Regions from separate parts of the Homo sapiens genome. Here region 1 is linked to region 2. Evidence: chromatin contacts called from ENCODE Hi-C or POLR2A ChIA-PET data. All regions are on one chromosome and are shown on one strand. The core of a region is the stretch at or near the end of the contact, and the rest is flanking DNA. Distances in the headings are between cores, read along the strand shown. Region 1 overlaps PIEZO2 (piezo type mechanosensitive ion channel component 2). Region 2 overlaps ANKRD12 (ankyrin repeat domain 12).

Region 1 (4,488 bases), core at 1,216-3,715, 1.7 Mb after region 2:
TTTTTCCTGTGTTCTCTTTTCTTCTGGTACTTCGGAGCCCACTGTGACACCTGCAGCCTCGCCCTCTCCTGTTGGAATCATGTGGGGATCTTCTAAAGCACTAACACTGGGCCCTGCCCCAGAACCCCTGGAATCTCCTGGGGCGGGGCTGAAGGTGGCAGAACATGCAGGCAGCTCGCTCCCCGGTGGGTTTTTATTTCTGTTGGAGTTCAGAATAACCCGTCTGTGCCCCCAGTTACTACAAGGATGAGAGATTGTACAGCCCAAACTGCACCTGAACCACGCAAGCTGTGAGGACCTCACCTCGCAGAGGCTTCCAGAGCCAAGTACAGTTCCAATCTGTGTCTACCCGCAGGCTTCACCCAAGCCCTCTCAGCTTCTCATATCTCTCTGGAGAGACACTTTCTTCTTTCTAGTCAGCTTTGGGTCAAATATGTGTTTGTTCCCCAGTTTGGAGCCTCAAGACTTGCCTACAAAAATGCATCTGCAAATCCTTTGTTTAAAAAACGCATTAGGCTGCCCTTTCCCTGAAGCCAAGGTTGCCCTTGTCAACACAGGCTTGGCCCTGGACCACATTCCTCCTAATCCTTGTCTTTGTTGCTTTTCTACAGACCTCAAAACTTTTCCATGCAGTAGAAGAGCAGAATAGGAGAGTGATTTAGAATACAGGCTTCAGAATTAGAGTTTTAAACATTTTAAGCTAATTTCTGTTTTTATTTTTTATGGGTAAGTGTATATGGGGCACAGGTGATGTTTTGATACAGACATGCAATGTGTAACAATCACATCAGGGTAAGTGGGGTGTCCATCACCTACAGCGTTGATCAGTTCCTTGTGTTAGGAACATTCCATTTCCACTCTCAGTTATTTTAAAATATGCAGTACATTATCGTTGACTGTAGTCATTCTGTTGTGCTGTCAAATACTTAGAGTCAGATTTGAATTCAAACTCTGGCTTTGCCATCTCTATCCTGTGACTTGGAGCAAATCACTTATCTACACCTCAATTTTCCTGTCTTTAGAATGGGCATAATAAAGTAGACCACACCTTATGGAGTTGTTGGGAGGATTAAATGAAGTAACTAGCACCCGACAATACTATGTGCTCAATACACCTTAACTATTACAACTATGATATTATCACTATTAGCCCAGCCCCACTCTGTGATGCAGGTGCCGGCTTCCCCTTTAATCCCTCATGATGGAGTCACAGAGTCTTTTTGGGAGAATGCAACAGAATGTGATTGAATCCCTGCTGGGTGTCAGGCACTTGACACCCACAGCCTGTTTTAACACCTCTCTGATTTCATGAGGTAGGTATCATGTAAGCAACTGTAGGAAGAAGAAGCCAAAGCCGCAGGAGGCTAGATCAGAGAGGAAGCCTGGCCTGTCTGAACTCCAAAGCCCTTCCCTTTCCACAAGGCCAGGCTTCCTAGAAAAGGCAGGGTGCCTAGAACACCAGCCTCAGAAAGGCTCTTCCTTTAAGTTTCTTCCCCGCTAGCTTTCACAAGAAACTCCAGTGCCCTTTTCCCACACCTGCCTCCATCACTCTCACTTTCACAAGGGCGTGATCATAAGCTTTTGTTTTGTTTGTGTCCTCCAAAATTCTTAGGTTGAAGCCAAACTCCCCATGTGAAGGTATTAAGAAGTCGGGCCTTTGAGGGGCGATTAGGTCACAAGGGAGAAGCCCTCATGAAAGGGATCTGTGCCCTTATGAAAGGGACCCAGAGAGCTCTTTCACCCCTCCATCATGTGAGGACACATCTAGAAGGTACTATCTGTGAACCAGGAAGAGGGCCCTTGCCAGGCACCGACTCTGTTGGCACCTCGATCTTGGACTCTCCAGCCTCCAGAATTATGAGAAATAAATGTTTGTTGTTTAAGCCCCCAACCTACAGTATATTATTATAACAGCCCAAACAGTCTTTGCAGCTCTCCTAGGTTAAAGGCCTCTCCAATGACCTCATTTTTTTTTTTTTTTGGTAAGGAGGTGGAAAACACAGGATGAGAAAGAGACATTCCATATTTAGAATACTGAACAAGAAGCCACAGAAGAGTGTTTGTTGTCAAATACAAAACAGATCTTTCTGTAAAGACAGAGAAACTTTCCAGATATCTTTTCTCTATTTTTCCAGCATTCTTTACACCATCATTTCATTAAAATATGCACATAATGGTATATTGGCAGAATGCCTGGAACCAAACTTAGCTACACAGTAAAACTCCTAACCAAGTTCTTTTTTTTTTTTTTGAGACGGAGTCTCGCTCTGTCACCCAGGCTGGAGTGCAGTGGCGCGATCTCGGTTCACTGCTGCCTCTGTCTCCTGTGTTCCAGTGATTCTCCTGCCTCAACCTCCCAGGTAGCTGGGATTACAGGCACGTGCTACCACACCTGGCAAATTTTTGTATTTTTAGTAGAGATGGGATTTCGCCATGTTGGCCAGGCTGGTCTCGAACTCCTGACCTCAGATGATCCGCCCACCTTGGCCTACGGGCATGAGCCAGCGCGTCCAGCCTGAGTTCTTACATTGATCATTTAAATTTCGAGTAATTTGTACTAAAGTCCAACTCTGACTCACAGTACTTTTGCAAATGCTCGATTGCAAAGATCGGATGAAAGTTTTTATAGTAATGTCCTTTGTGAAAAATGTTTGCTCACTCTGACAGAGTAATATCAGTGTCAGAAACTAATGTAAACAGGTCCAAATAAGCCTATGTCGCTTATGCTTTTTTTCCTTCCTGTGACTTTATGAACAGTTTGTGATGATTCCCCCAGGTACTGGATTACATGAGCAAAGTACCACAAAATGGAATAAAGTTACTCTCGACACACTTAGTTATGCTCCAGGATCACTCCCCTTATCTCCTATTTAAGAGTTGGGAGTTAGATCAACTCTTCCCCCTTGACTGATGATTCCTGGAATTTATAATGCTGACTCTCAGTAGTGAGTAGACTCCTGTCTAAGCAAACAATCCCATCCTGAGCTTATTGGCTCACTTATTTGAAGGCTTGTGGATCTATTTCAAATCATGAATATTTTTGAGATGAAAAAAATGTTAGCAATTGCTGACCTCTCCCTCTCCACTCCTGTCTCCTCCCCATCCCTACCCAATACCTCCCCACTTTGCTAGCCCGGCTGTAACTTGCTCAAGGTCACTTACTATATTGAGGAAAGGAGCTACAACTAGAAACCAGATCACTTGCAACTGTTTAATGTGAAGCTATTGTTAATTCCATTACTTTGTGGCTAATTACTAGGTTAAGGTAATGAGGTATATGATGTCAAACATATAAAGTCACACCATAGGCCATGTCCTATAATAGTTGGTCAAGAAATCCTGGCTACAACGATATCATTATTATGACAATGTATAACATAAACTTGTCTTATGCCTAGGTCAGAGCTTAATACCATATTGATGGCATTGGCAAACAAGAGGATACAAGTGTCCTCTTTAAGATGGAATAGAACCTCAATCCTGCTCAAGTGAACTGGATCTCTTAAGGGGAGGTAATATCTGCACAGGTTGGGAGGATTTGGAGTGGTGGTTGGGAACATGTACAGAATTTACAACATTGTTTTATGTTCCATTATTAATATTTGGTTTTTTGCCAAGAAAAATGTATTTATTTCATCTTGGTAATATGATCAAAGGAAGGGGAAGGGCCACTGAGGATACTCACAACTGTGGTTTGGTTTCAGCAAAACACACATTCTTCTATTGTGGGGTATAATCACTCTTACACACTCATAACCTGTATGTTAGTTTCTTAGGCAAAGAAACACTCTTCGCACAGGGATTGCTCACAACTCTTTCCATGCCAAGAAGCATGTGAGGAGGAGGGGATGGTGTGCACTCCTGTTGTGGACGGTAACAGAACCTGGAAATCAATGCTTTGAGGGGATTTTATTTTGACAGCTTTCACTAACTTTGTTTTTATACTTTCCTAAGTCTAGAATGAGAAGAGCCTTTAAGTTCTCACTGATCCTCAAGGGAAGAAAAGAAGTCCCCTGTGAGGGGAACACAGCATCTTCTGAGAATACCTTTTCCAACTGCAGCCATCTTGCCTCTCTCACCTTCCATACCACAGTGCTGATCCAGGTACCTGTAGAGTGCTCCATCACGCTGGACTCGCTGGAATGGGGGTAATGAGGATGACCCATCCTTACCACCATGCACATCCTTTAGAATGTTGGGGCCAGCAAGAAAGCTTGAGAACCACTGGTAGATGGTATCAATATCTCTTCCCAATCCAAAATTCTATGGTACAATCTATGTAAGAAAAGGCCTAAAATCTAACTGTGGGTGGACAGAACAGAATTAATTTTTACATATGAATGAAAACAAAGACATACCATCAAAAAGGCATGGGTAGTCAGATATCCTCACAAAGCAATGTTTGTGTTCCCAACCATTTTATAAAATTTCCTCATTTTTTTTTGTTGTTGTTGTTGTTGAGATGAAGTCTCACTCTGTCGCCCAGGC
Region 2 (4,771 bases), core at 898-3,397:
CTAGTCTCTCCTTATCTCTGGTTTTATACATTGTCTTTGAATTTTTTTTCTGTTTACTTTTTAAAGTCTTTTTAAAAGCCATTTTCTTACGGAAAGATGTCTGAGGTGTTTCCAGACATTTTTAACTAACGGAGTTGCGCAACCATCATCACAATAAGGTTTTAGAACATTGCCATCATTGTGGAAAGGTCTTTGTTGCCCATTTGTAGTCAGTCTCCACTGCAACCCTAAACCCTCCAGGCAACCCCATATCTGCTTTCAAAATCAGGAAGTGTAAGTTTTCAAACTGTATTCTTTTCAGAATCGTTTTGAGTCCTTCATGATTTCATATAAATTTTAGGATCAGCTTGTCAGTTTCTACAAAAGTACCTGCTAGGATTTTGAGGGAATTTTATTGAATTTTTTCATTGAATGTGTAGATCACTTTGAGTTGTATTGCCATCTTAATATTGTCTTCCAATCCATGAACATGGAATAGCTCTTCATTTACTTAGATCTTCAATTTGTCTCAGTAGTGCTTTGTAGTTTTCAGTGTAAAAGTGTTGCATTCTATTGTTAAATTATTTGTAAGTATCTTATTCTCTCAGTGCTACTATGGATAATTTTATTTTGGGCTCTTTATTGCTAGTACAGAAATATAATTGATTTTTGATGTAGTTATCTTTGTATCCTGTGATCTTACTCAATTATTAGTTCTAACAATTTGTAATTCCTTAGGACTTTCTACATATGGAATCATATTATCTGTGAATAAAGATAATTTTACTTCTTTTCCAGTCCGGATATTTCTTTTTTTGTTTGATTACCTTTACTTCTCGCCCCCCTTTTTTCCCCGATTACACTGGCAAACTCTTCTTGATTACAGTACTTAGTCCACTTACATTTAATGTAATTATTGCTATGACTTATATCTGATGATAATTTATATGTGCAGTTTTGCTCTTTATTGTATATTTCATGTCTTTTTTGTTACCTCTTTTATGTTGCCATTTTTGGTTTTAAATATTTTTCAGTGTACAATTTTAATTTCTCTAATTTTTTTAAACTGTTTTTTGATGTATTATCTTAGATGTTGATCCTGGAGATTGTAATACACATCCTAATTGATCACAGTCTACTTACAGGTTGATATTGACACAATTCCAGTAAAATATAGCAGCTTTGCTTCAATATAGCTCCATTTTCTTCCTTTGTGTTATTTATATAACATCGATTACATCTAGATATGTGATTAACCCAACAAAAGAATGTTATAATTGTTTGATACAAAATGTTATCTTTTAAAGAAATAAGAGAAATCAATGTTTATGTAGTTTCAGATTTCCCTACAAATTTACTGATTTTGGTGTTCTTAATTTCTTCCTATGGATTTAAGTTACTATCTGGTGTAAGAATTTTCCTTAGTACTTACTATAAGGCAAGTCTTCAGCCATGGTTTCTGTCAGTCTTTTTTTGATCTAGGTAGGAATATCTTGATATGGCCATTTTTTTTTCCTTTTTGAGACAGAATTTTGCTCTCTTACCCAGGCTGGAGAGTGCAGTGGTGTGATCTCAGCTCACTGCAGCCTTGACCTCCCAGGCTCAAGCAATCCTTCCACCTCAGCCTCCTGAGTAGCTGAGACCGCAGGTGCACACCACTATGCCCAGAGATAGGGTTTCATCATGTCGCCCAGTCTAGTCTGAAACTCCTGGCCTCAAGTGAGCCACCTGCCTCAGCCTCCCAAAGTGCTGGGATTACAAGTGTGAGCCACCACACCCTGGCCGATGTTGCCATTTTTAATAAGTAGCTTTATTGAGATATAATTCGCATGCCATACATTTAAAGTATACAATTCAGTTGTTTTTATATTTACAGAGTTGTATGGTCACAACCACAATCAATTTTAGAAGTTTCACCCCAATATATACTCTTGAGAGAATGAGAAAGATAAAAATAACATCTTAAATGTTATTATGAAGATACTGACGTTGCAGATCTCCTCAGTTGATCTCACGGACTATAATTTGAGAACTGCTATACCAGTGTAATAAGCTCATTAATGAAACTACTGAGTGATGGGAGGAAAAAAGGAGAGAATGCTACTTAACAGGTTCAGCGATAGCCTAATAGTAGAATTAGGTACTTAATCTGGGTTCTCAAGGATGAATCCGTATTTGACCAGAAGGAAAGTGAAAGTAAAGGGTAGTATAAGCGAAAGAAACAGCAAATGAAAAACAAACTTCAGTTGGGATGTAGCCTATGAAGGATGGAGGATAGGAGGTGAGTCTAGCACTAGACAAGGAGCAGTTCATTATAGCCTTGTGTGCCTTGCAAAGGATCTTGGAACTTATTCTGTAGTCAGTGAGTCAGGAGGGAAGGGTCATAGAAAGAACCAGTCAGAATGCTATTTGATAAAATATAAGTAGGAGGCAGTGTGGGCAGTGGCTTTTGGGATGAAGAGAAGTTGGCAGATCGAAAAGCTGTTGAATGAATTAAACTTGTGTGTGAAGAAAAAATAGTCTGGGTCCATTCTGAGGTTTGTTTCCATTACTAGGTTAATGATTGGGCCATTTCCTGAAAGGAAATTCAAGAGAAAGAACAGGTTGTTTTGAATAAGTTTGCTTTGTACTTGCTGAACTGAGTTGGCCCTGGGAACATTCAAGTAGAAATGTTTAGTAGGCAGTTGCATATGAGTGTAAGAACTCAAAACAAGTCTGGATTGGAAATAAATATATGAGGATATGTAGAAAGTATGGAGAAGAGTGTACAAAGAGTGTATAAAGTGGCACAAGAATGGAGGAGGATAGACCCTGAGGAATTCAAATATTTTAGGAGGAGTAAAGAGACAAGGAAAGAGGAGGACAGAGAGAGAACCAAGGGAGGTTCCACAGAGAATGGCTAAAGGGAAGAGAGAGTCTGCACTGCCAAATGCAACAGAGGTTAAGAGGAAAGATGAGGCCATTGAAACATTTTAAATGACCTTGATGAAAGTAGTTTGCGTGGAGATGTGGGGACAGAATGCAATGTTAGATTTGAAGAAAGCATTATAACTTTTATTTCTGCATGTTTAAGTATAGTGAAGATTATATTTGTGGAAATTCATCTGGGCTGCTTGATGCCACTTTTTGGATTTGAATTTATGAGGCTAAACTGAATGAAGCTTTAATTGTTCCTATGTACTTTTCATGTATCTTTTGAAAGTTGTCACGAAATAAGTAGTGCCTGAATATTGCCCTCCTAAAAGTGTGATTTTTTTTTTTTTTTTTTTTTGAGACGGAGTCTCGCTCTGTCGCCCAGGCTGGAGTGCAGTGGCGCGAAAAAGTGTGATTTCTTAAAAGTGTAGCAACAATAGCAAAAACCAAATACTTCACTAACATATTTCTGTTTAAAACATTCCCTAGGTAAGTTAAGAATACTTGTTAATCATTGGATTTATAAAATAAATGGCAAGAATGAATACAAACTATTACATTCCTCTAGTTAACAAATTTTTGGCTTACATAAAGGGATGTATTTATTCTCAGTCTCTGTTTAACTGTATGTTTTTCAAGATCAGTAGTTTGGGTAAGGATCAGAAGCTCATCTAAGGCAACATGCGCTGTACTTAAATTGCCATGCTTTGGGATTTCAGAGCAGTTTGATGTCAAAAGCTGTTGTTAGAAGTATTTTCCTCAGTCTTTCAGTGAATATTTAACCCCTTATTTTACCTTGAGAGGAAGGGCTGTAGTTTTTATTCCAAAGATGCTAGGTATAGACCATGTTGCTGCTCCTTTTTAAGACAAAGTGAAGAAGTTGGGGTAGGGGGTAGAAGGCATGACCATCATTCATGTGTATATTTGCAATGTGTATTTCTTTGATTGTCTTTTTTTTTTTTTTTTTTTTGACGGAGTCTCGCTCTTTTTCCCCGGGCCGGAGTGGAGTGGCGCGATCTCAGCTCACTGCAAGCTCCACCTCCTGGGTTCACGCCATTCTCCTGCCTCAGCCTCCCGAGTAGCTGGGACTACAGGTGCCCGCCACCGCACCTGGCTAATTTTTTGTATTTTTAGTAGAGACGGGGTTTCACCGTGTTAGCCAGGATGGTCTCGAATGGTCTCAATCTCCTGACCTCGTGATCCGCCCACCTCAGCCTCCCAAAGTGCTGGGATTACAGGCGTGAGCCACTGCGCCTGGCCGATTGTCTTTTCATAGTGAGTGGCATTGAAGTCAACTTCTGGGTTCTGCTAAGTTGTTTTTCCCCATAACATTTTTAGAAATGAGGCTGGGCATGGTGGCTCATGCCTATAATGTGTGCTTTGGGGAGACCAAGGCAGGAGAATTGCTTGAGGCCAGGAGTTCAAGACCAGCCTGGGCAAGACCCCCGTCTCTACCAAAAAAAAAAAATTAGCTGGATGTGTTGATACACAGCTGTATTCCTAGCTACTGGGGAGGCTGAAGTAGAAGGATTGCTTTAAGCTACAGTGAGCTATGCTTGTGCCACTGCGTTCCAGCCTGGCAAGAGAGCAGGACCCTGCTGTCTCTATTCATTTTTAATTTTTTTTTAACAGTTCTCTTACGTAAGTAGAGACCCCATTTACAGTTTAATATGACAGAATATTGCTGTTATGAGGTCCTAAATTAATAAAATAACCTAAACCAAAATTTCACTCCTTAAATTCATTTAAGTAGAGCATAACTTAAGTAATTGTATTTTATAGCAATTTAATTTTTATGTAAAGTCCTCTCATTAAATATTAAAATAGTTAGGATTTTGACAAGAATGTTCACACCTTTCACTGCTCATCTGTGGTCTTT

The links. A loop is a pair of places that touch in the nucleus more often than their neighbours do. ChIA-PET counts read pairs that join two places held with the same protein, here RNA polymerase II (POLR2A).
Region 1: a loop to region 2 is called in a map of transverse colon, with 28 times the contacts of the local background. The contact joins two enhancer-like sites. A Hi-C loop is called at or near these places in 1 of 168 maps with a recorded cell type or tissue (transverse colon). POLR2A ChIA-PET finds 5 or more read pairs at or near these places in 1 of 52 experiments (activated T-cell).

The regions. Positions count from the first base shown.
Region 1 is chr18:10,833,311-10,837,798 of GRCh38, forward strand. The region is part of intron 7 of PIEZO2 (piezo type mechanosensitive ion channel component 2); the gene reads right to left. Among named protein-coding and RNA genes, the nearest start is that of MIR6788, 76 kb to the left of the region's middle. Within about 2 kb of position 2,466, at least 2 of the 41 ENCODE cell types and tissues checked have a DNase peak (open chromatin) inside an H3K27ac peak, as active enhancers do.
Region 2 is chr18:9,182,909-9,187,679 of GRCh38, forward strand. All of the region lies in intron 2 of ANKRD12 (ankyrin repeat domain 12), which reads left to right. Among named protein-coding and RNA genes, the nearest start is that of ANKRD12, 49 kb to the left of the region's middle. Within about 2 kb of position 2,148, at least 3 of the 41 ENCODE cell types and tissues checked have a DNase peak (open chromatin) inside an H3K27ac peak, as active enhancers do.